Regions from separate parts of the Homo sapiens genome. Here region 1 is linked to region 2. The links are chromatin contacts, found by Hi-C or POLR2A ChIA-PET in ENCODE. All regions are on one chromosome and are shown on one strand. The core of a region is the stretch at or near the end of the contact, and the rest is flanking DNA. Distances in the headings are between cores, read along the strand shown. Region 1 holds the start of PAXX (PAXX non-homologous end joining factor). Region 2 holds the start of LINC02846 (long intergenic non-protein coding RNA 2846).

Region 1 (3,000 bases), core at 222-2,721, 880 kb before region 2:
GTGGCGGGGGGTCTCTGATGGGGGCCTCAAAGACTGCCTCTCCCCTCATAGGCGGACTCCCCGCGGGGCCACGCTTGTGCTGCACCTTCAGGTCTCATCGAAGTCCACGCCACCAGCTGGTTTCTTACTGGGAGGGAAGAGGGGTGTCACTATGGCACTATGGTGTGGAGAAAGGGGTGGGGTCCAGGATTGGACCCTGGGCGCAGGAAGGGGGCTGTGGGAGGGTACCTCTTGAACCCGGGGTTGATGAGCGACTCTCCTGGACACCGCCTCCTGACTCCAGGTCCAGGGCCACCTCTCTGGGGATCTGGGTCTGGGGGAAAACAGGACAGGGGCAGCTCCTGAACCTGGCAGCATCCCAACCACAACCTTCTCCGAATAGATAGGCATTCTCTCTGGAGCGTGAGTCTTGTTTGGGGGGAAACTGAGTTCCAGGTTAAAGAGCACAGCCCTACTTGAGTCACAGGCGGACATGCCTTACCTGGTAAGAAGAGCTGAGGCCCTGCAGGCCGGGGGCTCTTCCTCGGGCTGACAGCTGTCTCTTCTGCAGCTGGGGAGGAAAGCCCATGGGAACCCCACTCAGTGCCAGGAGTGGGGGCAAGAGCAGGGGACCCCAGTGAAGGTATGAGGTGCCCACCCCCAATCCTACCTGCCAGTCGCCGCTCCAGGCTCCACACGCGTTTTGCCAGGCCCAGTGTCAGCGCCCGCAGCCTGGGGGCTGCCTCTGGGCCTGGTACCTTGGAGAGGTCAAAGGCCAGTGCCGAGGGCCCCCCTGAAAGCGTCAGGGATGCTCTGTCCTCCTGCAGAGTCAGAGCCACAGCTTGCTGCTCACAGGCTGCCCTGGGAGAGGAGAGGTGCGGAGAGCTGTGGCAGACCCTCCTCCTCCCCACCCGTCCTTCCTCCCTGCTTGGGTCTCACCTGAACCGGGGGGTGATGTCCTCAGCCGCACTCAGGCCAAAACGGGCTTTCTAGAGAGCACAGGGGCTTGTCACGAGCTGCCTGGAACCCGAGGCCCACTGGGGGCACCCGAAACCTGCCCGACCCCAGAGCCCTAGCCAATGGGAGGACTACAGCTACAGGGCGGGCAGAGGGTGTCAGAGCCTTCTGGGGAATCCCAGATGTCTGTCGCCCCATAGACGATCTGCACTGCAAGGAGGGGTGTGGCGGCTCCCAGACCCGCCCAGTTACCCACGAGGGCCGCCAGGCTGTCCGGCGTGAAGCAGGTGCTCCAAAGCTCCGCGGCGTCGGTCACGCTGGGGGAGAAGGCCTGTCAGGCGGGGCCGCCCGCGGAGCTCCCTGCACCCCTACCTCCCCGCGGACCCCCACTCACTAGAGGTTGAAGCCGCCGCGGTCCCCCTCCCCGCTTTCCTCCCCTTCGCAGTAGCACACGAAGCGGGGCGGCTCGGGGCCCGGCGGCAGCGTGCAGAGCGGCGGCGACAGCGGATCCATGGCGCCGGGCGAGCGGGAACCCGGCGGGGCGGGGCTTGGGCGCCGGGAGGGGCGGGGCTGTGCGGGCTCAGGGCTCCTGCGCGGAAGAACGACTTCCGGAGCCGGGTGCAGGCCAGTCGCGGGCTTAGGGAGCTTGCGCGGGGCGGAGTCTGGTTGGGGGCGGGGTCTGTGTGTGGAGGCGGGGTTAGGGGCGGGGTTATGAGGGTGGGGGGATTCGGGGCGGGGCTAAAGGCACAGGCCGGGCCGCGCGGACCCGGTACCCGCGCGGGCTTCAGGCGACTAGAGGCCGAGTTTAGTGCGCGGGGCGGGCCGGAGCAGGGCGTCCTGGGTCAGGGATCCAGAGGCCCTGCCCCCAGCGCTGGCCTCGCCGGTCGTGGGCTCCACGGCGCGATCCCGGGCTCTGGCCCTCGCGCCCGCGAGCAGCCCCACTCGAACCTCGCCCCCTCCCGCCCCCGCCCCGGCTCCAAGTCCAGCCGAGTCCAGGTTCCCTCCGTGGCTCTGCGGATACATCCTGGAGCCCCGCCCTTCCATCGTCTTCACACACAAACCGGAAGCTTCCTAACTCTAATCGTAAGAAGTTACGGTTGGTCCGGCAAGGTGACTCACGCCTGTAATCCCAGCACTTTGGGAGGCCGAGGCGGGCAGATTGCCTGAGGTCAGGAGTTCGAGACCAGTCTGGCCAACATGGTGAAACCCCGTCTCTACTAAAAATACAAAAAAATTAGCCAGGTGTGGTGGCGCACGCCTGTGAGGCAGGGGAATTGCTTGAACCAGGGAGGTGGAGGTTGCAGTGAGCCGAGATCGCGCCACTGCATTCCAGCCTGGGCAACAGAGCGAGACTCTGTCTCAAACAAACAAAAAAAGAAGTCACAGTACAGAGCGATCTCCAGGGAAGAAGGCTTCTGCGCTCTCTGTCCCGCGCATGGTATTCCTCCAGCTCCTCCTACGTGCCTGTTGTCCTAGGCCTGGATATCGATCAACAGACAAGGTCTCTGACTCCCTGGAGCTTCTAGGATCCAATAGGAGAGACACCACACTCTCAGGCAGGGCCAAGCGCCAGGAGAAACTGCAGCGGGTGCTATGAGGGCAGGAGGAAGAGGATGGCTCCCACCAGGGACAGGGAGATCCCAGGCGGAGGCCTGGCCACATAAATAATGGTTCTGTTCAAGGCTCGGCAAGAAGGCCAGGTTGGCAGCATGGTGCTGTGGGGAGGGCCAGTGGGTCTGTAAGCTACGCTTCCATATCGGAGTGCTCCCACAGCAAGCCTGCCTCACCTCCTCCTGCTTCCCAGTTCACTCCCAGTCCTGGCTCCTGCCCCCTGGGCCTCTGCACATGCTGCTGTTTCTGCCTGGCACATCCTTTCCCCAGACTCACATGCTTCCTTCAGGTCTTTACTCAAAAGTCACTTTAGTGAGACCTTCCCTGGTGTTGTTCTGACATTGCAGCATGCTGCCCAGCTCTCACATCCCTCTCTCCTGTCATTTCCCTATTTTTCACACTTCTCACTGTAGAAAGTACACTTTGGCTTGCTTTATTCTGGCAGCTAGCTCC
Region 2 (2,700 bases), core at 1-2,500:
CTGTTGCTGAAAAGTGGAATCCAAGCTGAGGAGCCAGCAGAGGGCAGGCAGTGGCTGGAAGGGGGTGGTGCTGGGGATTTCAAGATCTAAGATGCTCGGTCAAGATGGGCCACGTGCTGTCCCATCCCCAGCACAGGGTGGCCTCGGAAGGCTGCCCCGTCAGAGCCCCCATGTGCAGCCTCCACAGGCAAAACCACCCCAAACGCACACACACAGGAATGTCCTCCACCTCCCGCCCCTCCGCAGGGGGCAGGACAGGACAGCAGGGGCTGAGGGGGAAGGTGCCCGGCTCCAAACACAGCCCCCAGCAGGAAGGACGGCAGGGCCAGGCGCGGCCCCCACTCCAGACCAGAGCATGACTCCCCCGGTGCCGCTGCGTCGATGGTGATATTGATGCTCCGTGATCTTGGAAGGGCCTGTCCCCTCCAGCGTGCGATCGGAGGAGGGCGCGGGCCCTGGCAGTGCTGTGAGTGCTGATTCAGCGTTTTCTGGGGGAGACAAACGTGCTTCGATCTGCAGAGGCCAGTGCGTTTCTCTTCTTCCTTATGGGTCTCCTTTGGAAAGGGCCCCTCTCTGCCCAGGCCCTCCCTGCAGGCCTCCGCTCATGCCCTCGGAGGCGGGGGCTGCCCTGCACCCAGCCCCGGTGAGCCGCACTTCCCATGCAGCAGGCTGCAGAGGCCGCAGTCCAGAAACACCCCCCACCCCACCGCCTGGCGCGCCTCCTGACGGTTCCCAAAAGAGAGAGCGCCCCGCCGCACCAGCATCCTTGCCCAGGCGGGGCCGTCCGGGTGCAGCTGATTCAGCGGCTCCTGGCCCGGCGCCCCTCCCCCAGCCCAGCTGGGCAGCGTGCCCGGGCATGCCGGCAGCTGTGTCACACGGGCTCTGGCAGGGCTGCTGTGGCGCGCACTGCGCCTGGGGGCGGGGTTGCAGGCTGCTGCGGCGGGCGGGCTGCCAGGCGCCCCCTCCCTGCGGGGCCGCTCCCCTTCCGTGCAGTCCTTGTATGGCCTCCTGCAGAGGAGAGGCCCCGTGGGAGGCGGAAGGCAGAGCTGGGTCTTGGTGCTCCTGGGCTACCGTCAGCCCCCAGGAAATAATCACATCCCAAAGCCCCGTCAGCGGATCCACCGCCACATCCAGAGTCTCCCCATAGCCCGGGTCGGGGCCGCGTTCCTCCATCTCAGGCCAGCCCTGCTGGGGCCACCTGCCGTCCTGACCTGGGCGGAGACTGGAAGGGGCAGGTGGGGCGGGGCCCAAGAGTCCTACCCGACTAATGGGGACAGCCGGAGCCAAGGGGCTCTCAGGGCAGCAGGAGGGCCATGCAGGGGTGAGCCACAGCCCCCAGGGCCCCTCCTGCCAGCTTCGCTGCGCCCATGAGCTTGGGTTTGCCTCTAGCTGAGGGCATGGGGCAGGCCTGGGGAGCCGGTAGGCGCTGACCCAGCGGTGACCCGGGCCCAGGGGAGGAGGGCGCCGGCTCTATTTGGGAAGGGGCTTCGTAAAGGGGCTTGGTTAATTTATGGGAGAACCTCGGTGTCCCCGCCCTGTGAGGGCTGTGGGCGTGGGGTAAATGCAGGGCGGGGAGGGGAGAGGGGTCAGGGCTGAGGAGGAGAAGCAGGGGCAGGAGGCAGGGCGGGGAGGGCAGAGGGGTCAGGGCTGAGGAGGAGAAGCAGGGGCAGGAGCGGTGAGGAAGAGGGGCATTTGGTCGAGGTTGGGTCAGGTAAGGACACGGTGGTAGGCAAAGGCCAGGGGGCAGGTGGGGTGCCTGGGAGGTCCGTGGTCAGAGGATGGGTGCTGGTGGGGCCTGGAGATGGCGGTGCTGCCTCCACCCTCCTGAGCCTGGAGGCCTGACAATTGCATCCGAAAAATCCACAGCCACCATCGTGTCAGCAGCACGTTGACCATGGCTCACGACATGGGGACGGGCATTCTTGCCGCTTCCTCAGAATATTAACGACGGTCCCAGCAGAATGCTGTATGAATATTCATATGGAGCTCAATCAAGCCTGGGCTGGCGGATGGCACAGGGAGAGGCGCCGTGACAGGCTGGGCCCGGGTCCCAGTGGGCACACCTTGGCAGGGTGTGGCCGTAAGTCTCCGCCAGCTCCAGCCAGGATCTGCCTCCCTCGGGATGGGACAGGCCTGGGCCTGTTGTATGGCCACAGGCAGAAGAGGCCGATGAGTGACATGACATCACCACTTAGTGACTGCCCTCGTCCTGGGAGCCCAGATGCTGGGGCGGGGCTCCTTCCTGAAAGACCCAGAGAAGTTCATCTCAGGTTTAATGGGGGCACTGCTGCCTCAGAAGCCAGGCAGTGGGTGGTGAGGTCCCTGTCCTCACTGGGGTCTGCAGCCGAGGAGGACTGGCCACCGAGGCCCAGGCCAGGCACAGGGATGCTGGGTGGCCATGGCCAGTCCTCCCGGGAGCCCCTAGCACCTTGGGCCTGCCCCCAGCTCTCACGCCGGGAGAGGTTTTTTCCCACTCCGGTGGCCGACGCCCTGGTGAAGGGATTCGCAGAACGGGAGCACATGGATTTCCAGTTCTTCCCAGCGGGCGCACGTAGGCCGGCACCCTCTCTCTCGTCTTTGGGCAGAACTCGAGTGCTGCTAGACCCTTGGCCCCGCTCACTGCGCTGGGCCGCACTGCACCCATTTCCTCCCAGCAAGGGCGGTCCCTGGACTCCTCTGACCTGAACTGCTTCCGAGTTT

The links. A loop is a pair of places that touch in the nucleus more often than their neighbours do. ChIA-PET counts read pairs that join two places held with the same protein, here RNA polymerase II (POLR2A). Pooled maps may share reads with other maps.
Region 1: a pooled map shows a loop between it and region 2 (4-fold over the local background). The contact joins the promoter of PAXX here to the promoter of LINC02846 in region 2. A Hi-C loop is called at or near these places in 1 of 168 maps with a recorded cell type or tissue (posterior vena cava) and 4 of 50 pooled maps. POLR2A ChIA-PET finds 5 or more read pairs at or near these places in 1 of 52 experiments (K562).

Annotation. Positions count from the first base shown.
Region 1 is chr9:136,990,893-136,993,892 of GRCh38, reverse strand. PAXX (PAXX non-homologous end joining factor) reads right to left here and starts at 1,471. Exons shown (of 7, transcript NM_183241.3): 1 at 1,331-1,471; 2 at 1,193-1,253; 3 at 919-968; 4 at 650-840; 5 at 482-550; 6 at 229-313; 7 at 1-127. The coding sequence starts at 1,449. The coding sequence ends at 88. RefSeq lists an enhancer at 736-1,278 and silencers at 1,236-1,615, 1,626-1,915.
Region 2 is chr9:136,107,986-136,110,685 of GRCh38, reverse strand. It overlaps LINC02846 (long intergenic non-protein coding RNA 2846), which reads left to right and starts at 1,250. Exons shown (of 2, transcript NR_189286.1): 1 at 1,250-1,321; 2 at 1,867-2,700. RefSeq lists enhancers at 1-65, 1-151, 466-575, 152-763, 1,086-1,135 and 2 more and a silencer at 866-1,055.